Regions from separate parts of the Homo sapiens genome. Here region 2 is linked to region 1. Evidence: read pairs that join two places in POLR2A ChIA-PET (ENCODE). Cell type or tissue: PC-9. All regions are shown on one strand. Links, peaks and the distances in the headings refer to the core of each region. The heading gives the core; the rest is flanking DNA.

Region 1 (8,736 bases), core at 436-8,435:
CCCAAGTTGAACAATTCTATAAGCTATGACTGAAATTACTTTAAGAGATGATACCCTAGAAAAGAACACAATGTTTGAAAATTTGTCATTAACATCTTATTAAAGCTGTTCTGTATGTTTGAGTTTCAGCCTTCCTAAAATCCGTCCTTGGAAGGACATCCGGACTTGGAGCAGAAACAGAAAGTGTGGTCCTTGGCCTCTGAGGAGCTTATAATTTAATAGAGCAACTGGCTCTCCACAGCATCACATAAATAAACATAACAGAAGCACATAAGCAAACATTTATACATAGCTGAGCACAGCTGCATAGGTTTACACAGGTGCTAAATAGCATATCAGGGAAAGAAAAATTAAGAAAGTGAAGATTATTACATGCTTGACAACTGGAATATAGATCAATGTAAGTTTTGAAAGCCTTCATGGTACTAAATACAGTTGACCACTGAACAACACGGGTTTGAACTATGAGAGTTCACTTCTACTGGGATTTTTCCCAACCAAACACTAACAAAAGTACAGTATTAGCCAAGAAGAGGGATGGGGAATGTATCCTGGAACCAATCCCCCATGTATACAGAAGGGTGACTGTAGTATGTTGAGGCTAAGGCAGTTCAAAGATTAGCAAAGCAAAAAGAAATTCCAAATTATGGAAAGAACGGTAATAATGGATTAAAAATAAGTGAGGTTGAACTATTGATGACAATTATTTATAACTAACATATTATAACTAACATTTGAGCCCTTCCAATACCAAGAATTCAGCTTTACATAAATTATCTCATTTAAGTCTCACAACAACCCAATAAGATTGTGTCATTGTTTAATTTTACAGATGAGGAAACGGAGGCTCAGGGAAATTAAATGGCTTGACCAAAATTCATGTGTAAGTGTCAGCAAGTGCCTATACTGGGATTTGAACCTAAGTCTGTCTGACTCCAAATCGGCAGTCCTAAGCTATTGCTCCACTTCCCTGCTTTGTACACCAGAAAGGTAAGAGACACAAATGGGGCTATTTGAAAAACAAACAGCAGGATGAACAACTAGTTGATATGCCCCTTCAAGGCCCAAATGAAGAGCATGATTGGACCAGACTGTGTGGAAGAGGACAAAGAGGTAGGAGCAAGAAAGAGGAGCCTCTGGATGAGCAGAAGCCAGTAAAGGGACACCAATGGCACATATCCATCTTCCAACTAAAGCATTACAGGCTAACTCTTTTTTTCCATCATTGAGCAAGTTGCTTTGACCCACACACTCCCTAAAAACACTGCAGCAGCATCATACCACACAGTGGAAGAAATCTCATCCCAAATATGCACATAGATAACCAGAGAGACTACTGGTTATCCACTTGGTGACCTGGCCAACTGGCAACTGAACTGGAAAAACATCTGCTGACCTAAAAACTACTCTACCAGGCAACTTTCTCTCAATGAGTTCCCTGTAAAACATTCTCTGTTAACCTACTCATTAGTATAAGAGTGAGTCTTTGGGAAAAGATGTACCTGGACTCAAGTCCAGGCTCTAACACCTACTGACTCTGTGACCTTGAACAAGATTCGTATGTGTGCTAGGCATCATTTGTAATGCATGCATAATAATTCTATCCTAGGATTACAGGGAGGATTAACTGAGATGATACATGAGAAACAGTCCAGTGCTTGGGCTCTAATAAGTGCTCAAACAGATTAGCTGTTGTTACTTAAAAATTATGGCAAGTAAAGCCCTTTATAAGCTCTTCAAAGCAGTCAAAGATATCCATTTTTACTTTACTAGTGAAATCAGCAATGTGATTCTTATATTAGAGATATAAAAATCTGGCATTTAGGGCATTTGCATTAGACAAGTATATTTTTGCTTGGAGTAGCACTATGTATTCATGTGAGATAAAGAACTATCTAGATTGCCATATATTGGAACTCCAGTAACCAAATCCTATAGCTGCTGTGGTCTAGGGTGGCTGGCTACCCTTGCTAATTTAAACATTTTCTCTCAGGCTATTGGTTTCCTTCTGGCTTCCTGTGATGCTATCTCAGACACAATTGCAACCAGGTTTGCGGTGCGGTTTAATGACACATTTCATGAGGTTTTGTTTTGGTGTTGCTCTGTCAAAATGATGTGGGGGATAAGGGAGTGCAATCTATTGCAGCTGTTTGTTATCACTCAGATAAGCCTGAGAAGCTTCCCAATTAACCTTAGTGTGTCATAAAGCCAATCAGTACATGAAAACAAGAATTTCTCATTTACTGAAATGATATTTGCCTTGTAATTGCTGTCTGGGAATGTTGAACCAAGTAGAAAACATTAAGGAAACTGCACTCCTCCCCACAAATTTAAGCTTGGTGATTGTTAAAAATAAAAATAAAAAAGACCAAGAATACTGTAGTCCCAGCTACTTAGGAGGCTGAGACAGGAGAATTGTTTGAACCCGGGAGGTGGAGGTTGCAGTGAGCCGAGATCATGCCACTGCACACCAGCCTGGGCGACAGAGCAAGACTCCATCTCAAAAAAAAAAGACCAAGAATATTATTTGGTAGTCTAGCTGTTTTGTCCTGGTTTCAAGGCACCACATGTCTTTTGATGTAAAATAATATACTAAAACATGCTTACAGCTTAAAACCTGAAATAAATTTGTGGAGTATATTAATGTTTTCATCAATCCTGGTAATGAGGTATAAGAAATTAATTTGGAAAATGTATTTTCCTTACATAAATTTTGGTCTTTTCAGAGAAAGAAAACAAAGTAAAAGAAATGCAGCCTTTATACGAATAAGGGATGTATCACACAGCACCATAAAAATTAATAAGGCAATTGTCCAATCACTAGATGCCATTTTTTGAGGTCTTATTGTGTACCTATCAGTGTACATAGTCTGGATGGACAATATAAGATTAAGGGTAAGAGGACTAACATCATTCCTTTTGTGTCTAGTAGGCCCTCAAATATTTATTGAGATGAACTGAGTTTAACTGAATTGAGCTAAATTTACTTGAATGAGCACAATGAGACGTTGCCACTATACTAAAATCTACAGTCTAGCCATGGAATTAAAGTATGTATATATGCGTGACATTTTTTAAAATACAGCCAGTAAATAAAAACATGCAACTATCATTTTTTTATTTTAAAATAACTGTAGACACATAGGAAGTCAGAAAAAGAGTTCACAGAGTCCAGTGAACTCTTACCCAAGCTTCCAAGCTACCATTTTCCATTACTGTAGTACAATATCAAAACCAGGAAGTTGACATTTGCACAATAATGCTAACTAGACTACAGGCTTCATTCAGTTTTCAGCAGTTTTTACCTGCCACTCAGTTGGGGAGAGGGGGCATTATGTGTGGGGGTATGAACAAGTAAGTGTGAGTAAGTATAGTCTTTTGCAAAATTGAATCCCCTGTATGGATTCCTGTAACCACCATCACAATCAGGATACAGAATGGTTCTATTGCCATAAAGCAATGAGCAGGGCCTACCCCTTTGTACTCACACCACCTTCTTCACTGTCTCCTGGTAACCACTAATCTGTTCTCTATTTCTATCATTTTGTCATTTCAAGAATGTTATATAAATAGAATCATATAGTATGCAAACTTTTGAGATTGGTTTTTTCACTAAGCATAATGCCCATGAAATCCCTCCAAGTTGTTGCATGTGCCAATCATTTGTTCATCTTATTGCTGAAGAGTATTCCATGATATAGACACACCAGTTTGTTTAACCATTTACCCATTAAAGGACATTTGTGTTATTTCCAATTTTTGGTTATTACAGTTTAGCTGCTATGAGCATTCATGTACTATTTTTTTGCCAACCTACATTTTCATTTCTCCGGGATAAATGCCAGGAGTGCAAATGCTGGGTGTCAGGCTGAACACCTATTAACCTCAATAGAGATGGCACCAGGTTCAAGAGGCTGAAGAAGAGACTCAGACAGCAAATGAGACATGGGGTTTTATTTAGGGCTTATATTTAGGGGAGAGAGTCCCGTGGCAGCAGGCTAGACAGGAGAACTACACAGCCCAGTGGAGGTGGGCTGGGCAAGAAAACTGCAACAGCTTGCAAAAAGCATCCAGTTTATTACAGCATTTTCACTTAGCACCCTTTCTCTAAAACTTCCACCTGGCAACCTTCATTCAACCCAAAACCTGGAGCTTCAATATCCTGTGTGGCTGGTGTTCCATGGGATGAGCCGGAGACCCAGACGTTCCACATAGAAAAAGAATTAATCTTCAGGTTGTCTGCTCCCAGCTTCCCTAGCTAGGAACATACATTCAGGTGTCTCTGCCACACAGGGTCATTATCAGAGTATGCCTAAGTTATTGTGATCAGATGCATTTACCCTACTCTGGGTCACATAATAGTTGCATGGTTAGCTTTTAAGAAATTGCCATTCATTCCCACCATACGTACGCCATACATATCGGAAAACTAGTTTTTCCACATTCTCTCCAGCATTTAATGTTATCACCATTGTTTATTTTAGCCATTCTGGTAGGTATGCAGTAATATCGCATTGTGGTTTTTAACTGCTTTTTGCCAATACACAATACTTAAAAGATGTCAGAGGAGAGTTGATTGATTGCCAAATTGTATGGATGAATTTTCTCCTCTCTTCTAGTAGTTCTCAATCTTGGTGTTCTATTAGAATCACCTGAGAAGCTCTAACACCATTCCAGAGCCCAGGCCACACCTCAGACCAATTAAATACAAACCTCTTGAGGTGGACCCAGGCATCATTACTTACTTGTTAAAGTTCTTCAGGTAATTCCAGCATGCAGCCAAGGTTGAAGATCAATGCTGAATCTAATTTCTACACAGATACCAGAAATGTGACCATCCTTGAAATCCTTTGCTGGCTCCCCATCATCTGTACTGCAGATCTAACCCAGGCTCATTGGCAGGCTCTTCCCCGCTTTCTGTCTCACATATTATGTTCTGTAGTCATGAATTATTTGAGGCTTGCCACATATACCCCTATATGTCATGAAAAATCCTTGCAGTTAGAACCTGAGAATACACATTTTTATCAAAGTACCCCAAGTGATTGTGAAGCACAATAACATTTGAAAGCAACTCTACCTCCACTAATTGGAAAGTGATTTACCCATTTGTTCATTCCTCTATTCCTCCTTTCTTCATGTATCCATCCATCCAACAAATATCTGTTGAGTACTTAATGTGTGCCAAGTGGATAGCTATGGTGCAGTGGTGGAAGGTCCTGGTAGACAAGAAAAAATGTGACAAGGTGGGTAGCGGGTAAGGAAAGGGGTGGGGTCCAGGGAGCTCACAGGAGCAACACACCACCCAGCTGGAAGCTCAAGACCTAAAAGACGAGTAGGAATTAGCCAGGCAAAGAGAAGCAGGGGAAAATATAGTTTTCCTAAAACAAAAAACAGCATGTTTAAAGGTTAACAACAAAATGACATAGCTTATTCAGAAAATTTTAAGAACTTTGGTATTGCTAGAGCAGGAAGGGAAAAGACTAAAGATAAACATTAAGTATTTTAATTATATTACTTTAATGTCTCTTTAAAAAGTAATATTCATAAATAAGAATCAATGGCTGTGAATGAGTGAAGTCATTTTTTTAAGCAAACAGTAAATGCTAATTGCAGTCTGAAGCACTTTTGAAGACTCAGCTGGAAATAGCCCTCACCCCATTAACCTCTAAAACAGCATTTTTTTAAACTTCTGACCCTGCCCAGGAGTGGTTAGCCTCAACTTCAGGGTCAAGAGATTTGCTTCAGGCACTTTCAGAATCAACTTGTATGGGAATGAAGTACTCTCTGTTAATCCAAGTGTTCATCTCTGACAGAGGAAATTGCTCTGCTCCCTAAATGACTCCAACACTTCACTTTTCAAATACATGTCAGCTGTGCTGCTGAACATCCACAGCAGATGTCGTTCTGCTGCTTGAGTCAGCGACTCAGAGAGCCGCATTCCCAGTGTGTGTGTGTATGGGGAGGAGAGGCCGGGGGTGGATTAAGGCATAAGATCCAAATTGAAGCAAGTAAAGTTCTTAAATCATTGTAGTATTCCATTGGAATGAAAAAAAAAAAAAAGATGATTCTTCCACTGAACTGCAGAAGAAGTTATCAAGAAAACTAAAGAGGGAAAGAAAATAAGCAAAATTTAATTCTCAATGATTAACTGAAAAAAAGAAAAGGAGAAAAGGCACATCTCATCTCACTGGGGAACTTTGTTGTTCCAGAATGATTTTAAGTTCACTTAGGGATATATTTTAATTATATTTATGTTTTGGCAAAATTTATGAGCTGAAGATCATTTCCTGAAAATAAGACATTTGTACAATCCCTGCCAACACTGGAGTAAATTTTACTTTATCAAGAAAAACTGCTTAGGCTCACAATTTTTTACAAATAAAATTAACTCTGGTGCTTTTGTGGGACTTTTCTCCTTCCTCTGGATCACTGATAGCAACAAAACTGAAGTGTCCACTTGTAAGTTCAGCACTGCAACAGGAGACCCTAACCTGGGTGTCCCCACTAACCAGCTATGAATTAGGACATGCTGTTTAAGCTCCCTACACCACTACATCACTGCAAAGGTTTTTGGTTTGTTTGTTTGTTTTCTGAGATGGAGTTTCACTCTTGTTGCCCAGGCTGGAGTACAGAGGTATGATCTTGGCTCACTGCAACCTCCGCCTTCTTGTTCAAGCGATTCTGCTGCCTCAACCTCCTGAGTAGCTGGAATTACAGGTGTGCACCACCACACCCGGCTAATTTTTGTATTTTTAGTAGAGACGGGGTTTCACCATATTGGCCAGGCTGGTCTCGAACTCCTGACCTCGTGATCCGCCCACCTTGGCCTCCCAAAGTGCTGGGATTACAGGTGTGAGCCACCGCGCCTGGCCCACTGCAAAGCTTTAAGACCCTTTCTGAATATGAGACTGTGTAAACAGAGTAGCTATGGGGGAAAAATCTTCACATCAATTTGAGGGCATTTCAAGGACCACAGAGCAGAACATGGGAACTCAGGGATATCTTAGAAAATCTAGGGCACATAGTCACTGCTCCTACTCCCAAATGACTTACAATCCAAAATGTGTTGACATGGATGAAAATGAGGCCAAAGGAACAATCTTCCTTGAACATATAATAAACAGGGTTAAGAATTTATAGTCTCAATTAACTTTTTTTTTCACTGTCAACAATTTTCAAGTCCTTCGAAGCCTCTAAACTCTTTAATAAAAGGGAATCTTCAAAAGGCTCCTCCACCGGCCAGCTTCTCAAGCTACTCACTTTTGCCATTGTATGTAACAAAACTGAAAATAATTTGGCATGAAGTATGGTATTTAAGGATAAAAAATAAAACTCTCTCTTAAACAGAATTAAAACTAAAGGGTGTGTGTGCATGCATGTGTGTGTGTGTATATATGTGTGTGTGTACTAGGAGAGGTCAGACTTGGAATACAATGCTCAGATTCTACCACATCCTTATTAAATATCTTAAGCCAATAACTCATTCCATTCATGACTGCCCTATTTGAAAGTAAATTCTGGAGAGGCCAGCCCTTATAACATCAGTCACCGGGGCACCTCCTTGAAGGCTGCTTAGAAGTAGCAGAGTCTTTTTCTCTTGCTATCTGTCCAGACTCACCCAACTTTGGCCCTTGGATTTTGTTGTTAGAATAAATGCAAAATGCCCTACAAATCATTGCCAACATTGAGACAACTGGTCTTCCCCAAATCTCCTGTGTTATGTGTCTCTTCCCCACTCATCTCAAAAATTAAATAGAACAGGCAAGAAGAGCAGCAAATTTCAAACTATCATTTGACTCCCTCCCATGACCCACTCAGTCCTTAAGTCTTTGTCCTCTGCCCAAAACGTATTTTGTTTTCTCCATCTTGTCATCTGGCAGCCAAGAATATTGAATGTGGTTTAAAGAAATAACACTATATTATGAAAACATCATTTTATCAAGACAGCTGACAATACATGTGAATGCATATATTCATTCTCTACATTGCAATGCCATTTTTAGGGCACAGAAGGGGCTTGGATACAGTCTTTATTTATGCTATTTTTCAAATTTCATATGCTGTAGATAAAAGGCAAAGTTTGCCATTTTCCATTCTTGCAAGTTTATGAGAATTAGGGAGTACTTTCTCCATCCTGTGCTTTAACATGACTGAAAATTGCTTAACTCCCAAAAAGATTTTGATATTGTCAAGCTCCAAAAATAAAACATAGCTAATTAACAAGAATTCTTTTCAGAGGATGGTGTGGTACATTTTCAGGGTCTGGCTTGGTGAAGATGGGAAAAGTGATCCCTCACAAACACAGCGGCTGCAGGCCTTAAGCACTGTCGTCTTTCTGCAAGTGTGAGCTTTCTCCCTGGCTCCCATATTAAGCCCTGGCATGTTTATAAGCTGGCTGTTCCTTCCCTGCCCATCCCACCCTGTCTCCCTTACAAATGTAACTCCTCTCTTCCATAAGAATTAAGCTGCAGGATGGTAAAAGGAAATGATTTCATTTGGGTGGAGAAGGGAAAAGATACAGCTTTAGTACAAATACTGTAAGGCAAATATGCTGTATAAGAAACACAGCTGCCGAGCCACAGGCTGAGTCTTGCTAAGTGGCAGGGCCTTGCTTTAGCTGTTTCTCCAAGGAATAGAACAGCACAGGGTGGGAAGCAGGAGGAGATGGAGCCAAGGTTTGCATCTTTGTTGTATGTTCATAATTATCTTTATCCTGTAGTCCATTCCCTTTTT
Region 2 (8,736 bases), core at 244-8,243, 1.6 Mb before region 1:
ATTGCTTTAAATATTGCTTTTATGCCAATGACACAACAATCAGAATTTCCTATCCTAATGGCTAACTGAAATTCCAGCTCTGTATTTTCCATTGTCTCCGTACTGATCTGGTAATTGCTGCTCGTATATTTCTCACCACTTTCTTAAAGTCAGGTTATTGTTTTCCCATCTAAACCAGCTCATCTTCTGAGTGATCTAGTGTACCATGTCTTACACTTTCCACTCAAGATACTTTACAATGAGTCCAAAATGTCTCCAGGAAAGCTAATGATTTCCTTCCCTTCCTTTCCTTCCCTTCCTTCTCTTCCTTTCTCCCCTGATGATTTCTTCAGCTTTCTTGGAGACATTTTAGACTCATTTCTCTCCATTTTTCAGGCTAAGAATAGAACCAGATATAAGGCCTCCTTAGGTTTCAGTATGGTTAAACACTCCACTACCAATTAGAATGTAAAACAAAAAATAAAATAAAACAAACCCTGAAGTTTTTGCCCATTTGTTTAGTTTATAAACCTCTTTTCACCTCCATTATCTTTCACGTCTCAGGCACATATTACATTATGTTGCTTTTTTCTCTAAAATTCCTATTGATTAGACTTTACTAAATATAAAAATAATTGAGTATCAAGGAGAAGACTGGAATTCTCACTGTATAATTTGTTATCAGCTCAGAACACCTCATGGATTATCCTTGTCAAGTTGTGTTGATTTATTTTCCTTTCAAACATCTCTGGTATTTTCTCCCTTCCAAGGACTAAAACTCAAGTCAATGTTCTTGATATTTTCTGCCTGAATTACCTACTAGGTCATCATTCCCCTCTCCAGGGCATTCAATGCCACAAATATCTCTCTTGTCACATCTCTGATCAAAAATTGGCTTCTAGTTGCCTGGGATCTAACCCTCCCTGCCTGACTTCCAAGGCTGTTTATAATCTGTCACCATAATCTCTAGACAGAGGACCAGTTTGGATCACTGAATGATGATTTATTAAACTCTTCCTTATAATTGTTTTAATTTGCCTCCCAATAAAGAACTAGTAGTTACAAGTTTTTAATATAGACCCAATAAATATACTTTATAGAGAAAAGACTGAAGAATTCCAAGATATTTTATAATTTAAAAAAATTTAGGAAGCCAGTTTTTCACCAGTGTCTCTCCCTCTCTCCTTTCTTCCCTAAAAACTAAGCAGATTTCAAGGAGGTTATCAACTGATCTCCCTTTTTACTGAGAAGAGAGCCTTGTCTTTGAACTTCTCAGGGTCCTGTCACAGTCTTTTATGTTTGTCTGACTCAACCACAGCAACAGTTGCATCAGTAGGGGCAAAATGTCCTCCTAAGAAGCAGAGAAGAGAAAATGACAATTGATAAATAATAGATATTTCCTCCTGATTATGTTGACAAGACCAGTTTTCCTTCTTGATCAAAATACTTTTTTTCATGTCCTTAACATTTTATTTTCTAACACTAACACTTAATTTCTTTATCTCCTGCTTTTTCCTACTGTAACTTTTTTTTTTTTTTGAGAAGGAGTCTTGTCTCAGTCACCCACGCTGGAGTGCAGCAGCGCAATCTTGGCTCACTGCAACCTCTGCCTCCCAGGCTCAAGTGATTCTTCTGTCTCAGCCTCCCGAGTAGCTGAGATTACAGGCATGCACCACCACGCCTGGCTAATTTTTGTATTTTTAGTAGAGACAGGGCTTCACCATGTTGGCCAGGCTGGTCTCAAACTCCTGACCTCAGGTGATCCTCCCACCCCGACCTTCCAAAGTGCTAGGATTACAGACGTGAGCCACTGTGCCCAGCCTCTACTGTGGCTTTAAATGTCCTGAATACTTAAACTATAGAATGGCCATTAATTGAATAAAATGGGTAGTAATTTTCCCTGCATCTACTTTTATATTCTTTTCACCAAATGACCAATAAAAAAAATTTTTTTTTACAACTTTTCATTTAAAAAATCCGTATTATTGTAATTGTGGTGTTTTGAAAATATTCAATAACAAGCAGGATAAAGAACTATTATAGTCTAGGCATCATCACTACTTTTTGAAAATAATTTGATTTTCATTTTAACTTCATTTTATTAATACAATCAAAAGATTCATTCAATTTACTGGGGGAGAATTGTAAAAAAATTTATTGGATATCAAGTAGGCAAATATCTAGTTAAATTGTTTGGTCCATATCTTTTTATTTAATGCTTTATTAAAAACTTTTAAAATTCTTAATGAGCTCCTCAGGACTATTTCATGAAACATATTAAAATGCAGCTTATGTCATTTTATACATAAATACATATATATATAATTCCTTATCACAGTGTATATATATGTGTATATATATATATATGCATGAACATGGCAAGAATATAAAGTTGAGAATGTTGATTTCCATTGTCATTGTATCAGAACTCATGGGAACAAGCAACTATCCTTTGTAATTATCACTTTATCAGAACACCCATCAGACCCATGCCAATCTCCAAATCAATTTAGGGGGGCATTCCTCTTTGGGACTGGCCCCAGAAGCCATATAAGAAACTGTTTCAATACTTTATGATTATATTTTATGACCACTTTTCTTACTGGAAACTGTGTTACCCACTTTGATCACTCTTTAATAATACTAACACCGCCCAGGTGCATTAAACATTTCAGTGTTCAAACAGCTTTCAAAATACAATTTTATTCACTGTGCTTTTGGCTGTTGCTAAAATAATATGGTACTTGTCTTTGGGGAATTTGCTCCCCTGGGGTGAAGGAGCTACACTGTAGTAGGACTACACTATGTGAAGACATGGGTTCAATTTCAGGTTCAAACATCTGGTGGCTACGTTGTGAACTAATGCAGTTGACTTCGGTTCTCTAAGCTCAAGTTTCTTCCTTTGTAAAATGTAGATAAAAGTTTCCATCTTAAAGAAAGAGTTCTAGTTCTAAGATTTAATAGAGATATCTAAAGGTAAGGTATGGTGATGTTGTTGTTTTAGGTGTTCTTTTAAAAAAAAATTATTTATTTATTTTTGAGACAGAGTCTTGCTCTGTCGCCCAGGCTGGAGTGCAGTGGGGAGATCTCACTGTAACCTCCGCTTCCCAGGTTCAAGTGATTCTTCTGCCTCAGCCTCCCAAGTAGCTGGGATTACAGGCGACACCACCATACCTGGCTAATTTTGTATTTTTTTTTTTTTTTTTTTTTAGTAGAGATGGGTTTTTGCCATGTTGGCCAGGCTGGTCTTAAACTCTTGGCCTCAAGTAATCTGCCAGCCTTGGCTTCCCAATGTGCTGGGATTACAGGCATGAGCCACTGCTTTAAGCGTTCTTTGTAAGAAGTTTTCTGGTGCGATTTGGATGAAAATGGGCAGAAGCTGTAATGAAAGTTTTGAGCTTTAGTAACCCCAGGCCCCCGCAATTAGCGGGTCCTCAATAAAAGCTGGTTTGCCTTTCTATCTTATCATCCGGGAATAAGATGGGTTTGGTGAAACCCTCTGACTAGATTTGGAAGCGAAAGGAAAATAAGAAAAACCTGTAACAGCAGAGCTGTAATAAATTACTCACTTGTAAAGTAAGCATTTGCAATGAACCCATTTTTTGACTCCTCCCTTGGGAAGAATTCCCAAAGGAATTCTGAGACACTGACCAGGGATTACTGAAGGCGCTAGACGGCCTGTAGAATTGGTGATTCCAAGTTGTCCTTTCTTTCCAGTAAGCCAGCCTCTCTCTTGAGGGAGGTGGGATTATAGTTCTTAATTAATGTCAATTTTAATTAACGTTTAGACTTTTACGTGATTAAGCAAATGCTGTGTCCCCACATTTTGCATTTCTTAAGCTATCTTTTCTTAGTCCCTGCTTTTCCTCAAATATTTTACAAGCCAGAGCTGTTTAATGTAATTGGACATTTCATCTGCACTTAGCTAGGAGAGCCAGCCTTGCTGTTTATCTGGGGGTAAGCAGCACTTTGAAAAAATTTACATTAGATTAAAAAAAAAAATCTCATCCAGCCTGGTGCAGTGGCTCATGCCTGTAATCCCAGCACTTTGGGAGGCCGAGGCAGGAGGGTCACTTGAGGTCGTGAGTTTGAGACCAGTCTGACCAACATGGCGAAACTCTGTCTCTACTAAAAATACAAAAATTATCCAGGCATGGTGGCGCATGCCTGTAATCCCAGCTACTTGGGGGGCTGAAACACAAAAATCGCTTGCAGAGGTTGCAGTGAGCCGAGATTGCACCACTGCACACCAGCCTGGGCAACAGAGTCAGACTCTATTTTAAAACAACAACAACAACAACAACAAAACAAAAGAAACCTCATCCTTCTCACAGAAAGTCTAGATAGATAAATGAGCTTTCTTCGGGTTCTCTTGTTCTCTCTCTTTTTTTTCTTAAGTGCTAATTACCAATCTTGTTAGCAGTAGCATATTAATAATTTATTTACACCCTGAATTTCTTTGGGCAATATTTTGTTAATACCTATGCAAATTTTATTTTTGTAGGCTTGCTTTTCTCCCAATTTTGAAAAAAAATTGTTGAAAAGAGATAATTTACAGCAATTATAATTCTCATAATAGTTATTATCCTCATTGGTATTAAAAGATATGAAACATCAATATACTGGGAGGCAGTGCTCTGTTAGGAGCAGCAGTTAATAATTTTGGAATCAAATAAATAGCTTTGAATTTAGGCTTTACTATTTCCTGGCTTTGTGACTTGGGGTTAGGTACCTAATCTTCTTCCTCATCTGAGAAATGGGGGTAATAGGAGCATTGCCTTCCAGAACTGTTTGAGACTTTTCCTAAGGACCTGAATATAGGAAGTTCTCATTAAATGATAACAAATCTGAGTCCAGACCATACAAGGGTAAGGGTGGGGGTAGGAATATCAAATTGATTTGTGGAAGATCAACTGTTCATATATTGGTAAAAACAATGTTTTACAGCAACTTCATAACTTCCAAAGCATTTTTGGATCCATTGTTTTACTTAATCTTTATAATAAATGGCAGGTGAGAATTAGTTTCATTTGAATGATGAAATAGATACCAAGGCCTGGAAATTTTTCTCTAGATTATACTGCAGATAAGTTGCAGAAAGTGATTTCAGATGCCTGATAACTGCATTTAAAAGAACCCTCAAGAATCTTAGAACTTCATAGATCAGTCATCAAATTTGAATGGAATTCTCATTATGTGGTCACCAGTATCATGTGTTTCAAGGTTGATGTCCTGCCCAGTGCATGGCTGCACCGCATCATTTTGACACAGCATCTTTTCCACAGTGGTAGGTCCTCTGGAGGCATTCAGTCCTCTGGGAAAAATTATGGACTTTTAGATCATGCTTATATTAAAAAGCCAGCTTTAAAAGTTGGCTTCGTGTATATTTAAAAGGGGTACAGAAAAAAACTTTGATAAAATTTTTAGTACCTTTGTAGCTGAGCTTTATAAAAGCTATAGTTATTTACATAAATACAAAAATTAAGGAGGCAAAATGAACATGTAACAAAAGAAAGTTCTGGACTTTGTAATTCTGCTGTTTTTTATATTACCAAGTAGTTCTGGATAAGGCAGGAACAACATTAATAGTACAGTTTGCTAACTCCTATTTTTTCCATTAAAAATTTTAATGAGAAAAAAATGCATTCTTGTAACGTTTTCAAATAGAACAGGAGTATATAAAATAACTGAAGTAAATTCCTTTTCATTGATCCTTTTTAAGAATTCTACCTCCTGTTAGCAAGTTGTAGTGTATTTTTTCAGGCTTTATTTTATTCCCATGCTTGCTCATGCACAGATATATACATGAGTTTTACAAATGGGATGAATGACATTATTGTATGCAATCTAGATGCAATCTATCTAGATTGCTTTCTGACTTCTTTTTTGCACTTTATATCTTGAAGAATTTCCCTAGGAGTATATATAAAACAACCTAATTCTTTTAAACAGCCATATAGTGTTTCATTGTTCATATGGAAATATTAAAACTTACTTAGTCATTTCTTTCATTGATGAATGTTCAGGTTGTTTAAAATTTTTCTCTATTCTATCATTAATATTCATATATATATTTGTCCACATGTGTAAGTATTTTTGTAGAATGGATTGTTAGAAGTAACATTGTTCCATCAAAGGGCATAATCTTTAACATATTGATGAATGTTGCCACACTGACCCACAGAAATGCTATGGTTGTTTATATTCAGATGCATAGTGATGAAAATGCCCTTTTCCTTATACCCTTACCAAAACTACATACTATCAATTGTTCAATTTTCTTTAATCGGTGGGAAATCATGAAAAAATTATTGATCTTTATATTCATTGATCACTTTTTTCTTTTTATTTTGTTCATTTTTATTCTTTTACCTTATTATATTGGATTGTCTTTTCATTATTTAATTGAAGGAACTCTTCAGTTTTTACATATTATAGCAGTTAATCCCTTTCTGTTGTATGTTACACCTATCTCCTTTCAGTCTGTTTTGTCTTTTATTAAACATGGTTTATGTGATCTTTTCCTGGGCAGAAAAATTGAAAGCATCATGTAGTTATATCTGTCCGTTGTTTCCTTGTGTTCCTTGTGGCTTCTGAGTTGTTTTTTTTTTCCTCCCCAAGTTCAGGTCAGATGGGTAATGTGACAAGATTGTAGTGCATTTCACAGATGCATGTGAACACCCAATCATCATCGCTCATGAGCTACAAAAGGAGCAGGCTTCTAAGTTTTCTATCTTGTTTAGGAATGATATTTCCTTAAGAGTACATATATATTCGGGTTGGGCGAGGTGGCACATTCCTGTAGTCCCAGCACGTTGGGAGGCCAAGGAGGGAAGATCACTTGAGGTCAGGAGTTAGAGACCAGCCTGGCCAACATGGTGAAACCCCATCACTACTGAAAATACAAAAAATAGCCGGGAGTGGTGGTGCACACCTATAATCCCAGTTACTCGGAAGGTTGAGGTGGGAGGATTGCTTGAACCCGGGGATGCAGAGGTTGCAGTGAGCATAGATTGCACCTGGGTGACAGAGCAAGACTGTCTCCAAAAAAAAAGTACATACATATTCTTATGGTTTCCTCATATTTGTCAAAATTTTTAATCTTATGATTTAATTCAATTGGAATTTATGGCCGGGCGCAGTGGCTCACGCCTATAATCTTAGCACTTTGGAAAATCGAGGCAGGTGGATCACCTGAGGTCAGGAGTTCGAGACCAGCCTGGGGCAACATGGTGATACCCTATCTCTACTAAAAGTAAAAAAATTAGCCAGGCATGCTGGCATGCACCTGTAATCCCAGCTACTCGAGGGGCTGAGACAGGAGAACCGCTTGAACTCCGGAGGCGGAGGATGCAGTGAGCCAAGATTGCACCACTGCACTCTAGCCTGGATGACAGAGCAAGACTCTGTCTCAAAAAAAAATAAAATAAAATAAAATAAAATTGGGAATTTATTTTGCAGTATAGTGTGAGGTAGGAATCTCATTTGATTATTTTTCCCTTATGTTCTACCAGAATTGATTTGAAATTCTTTCATCAGTATGCACTACAGTTCCCATGAAAACATGGGTCTATTGCTGGATTCTCTCTTCTGTTTAGTGAACTATCTTTTTAGTCCTATGCCAATACATTTTTGTTTAATTACTATAATTTTGTAATGTATTTTGATATCTGGCATGGAAAATCATCTTTATTTTTCTTTTGCTTTAAAAGTCAGCATTCTTACTTATTTACTCTTCCAGAAAAAATTAGGATCAGCCTTTCAATTCTAAACATATTTTTTCTCTGAGTACTTGATGCGATTATACTTAGATAATAAATTGGCATACAATTGATATCTTTATAATGTATTTTTTTTTTAGAAAAAACAAGCTTGGCAAGTTTTATTAAAGGAAAATTTTGCATAGTTTACTTTCCACCAGTCTGTTCTGGCATGCTTCTAATGATAGCAGAATCACCTGGATCAGTGAGCGCCAGTGTGCATACTCTGTAGTATTTTCCGCATGCTGTTCCCAGTTCAATATTATTGCCACTGTAGTGATGGACACCAATTTTGGCCAACATTGCATAGTACTCTACTTCTGATTTCCGCAAAGCTGGGCAGTTGTAAGCAAGGATGACCAATTTTGCTGTGCCTTGTCTGATCATCTTTAAAGTCTGCTTGTACCCCAGCATGTACTTTCCACTTTTCATGAGTTGGAGCCGATAATTAATTGACTCCAGTGAATTTTTCATCTCCTTGGTTGGGATGGCCCCAGTCAAGAGCAGCTGCCAAGATGGCTGGGGAGTAAGAAAGGTGATATCTGTATAATATTATATATACAGGTATTCAGGTCTTTTTTTCATCCTTACATATAGGTTTACAGTTGTCTTCATTATATGTTATGCAAATTATTCCTAGATAATCTATAATTTTATCTTCTTCCTGTTGTTTTTAAATGAGTTACCCACATATGTGCCACATGCAGGAGGAGATGGCAGAAATAGTAAGTGATTTGCCTAAGTGCAACTAGTTAATAACAGAATTTAGATTAGAGACCAAGTCTTCTGACTGGGACTCCCCCCACAATAAGGCAGATTCTTTTACCACTGCCCCATTCTTGTTGCTATCTTTCTCTCTCTCTTTTATTTTTTATTTTATTTTATTTTATTTTGAGATAGGGTCTTGCTCTGTCGCCCAGGATGGAGTGCAATAACGCCATCTAAGCTCACTGCAACCTCTGCCTCTGGAGTTCAAGCAATTCTCCTCCCTCAGCCT

The links. Peaks named below come from ENCODE experiments on the same cell type or tissue, not always from the same donor. Only the 100,000 strongest peaks of a DNase experiment are listed, where the experiment ranks them.
Region 2: POLR2A ChIA-PET joins it to region 1 with 7 read pairs; 2 of 35 experiments call an interaction of 5 or more read pairs at or near these places.

The regions. Positions count from the first base shown.
Region 1 is chr6:112,279,537-112,288,272 of GRCh38, reverse strand. All of the region lies in intron 2 of LAMA4-AS1 (LAMA4 antisense RNA 1), which reads right to left. It overlaps LOC107986632 (a long non-coding RNA gene), which reads left to right. Exons shown (of 2, transcript XR_007059712.1): 2 at 833-3,749. Among named protein-coding and RNA genes, the nearest start is that of LAMA4, 29 kb to the right of the region's middle. In PC-9, for the core only: a CTCF peak has its summit at 5,929; DNase peaks (open chromatin) are centred at 4,472 and 5,822; H3K4me3 peaks cover 478 bases; H3K27ac peaks cover 3,290 bases.
Region 2 is chr6:113,838,771-113,847,506 of GRCh38, reverse strand. It overlaps the pseudogene LOC124901547. Among named protein-coding and RNA genes, the nearest start is that of MARCKS, 14 kb to the left of the region's middle. RefSeq lists an enhancer at 1,111-1,405. In PC-9, for the core only: no CTCF peak of the experiment used is centred there; a DNase peak (open chromatin) is centred at 5,146; H3K27ac peaks cover 650 bases.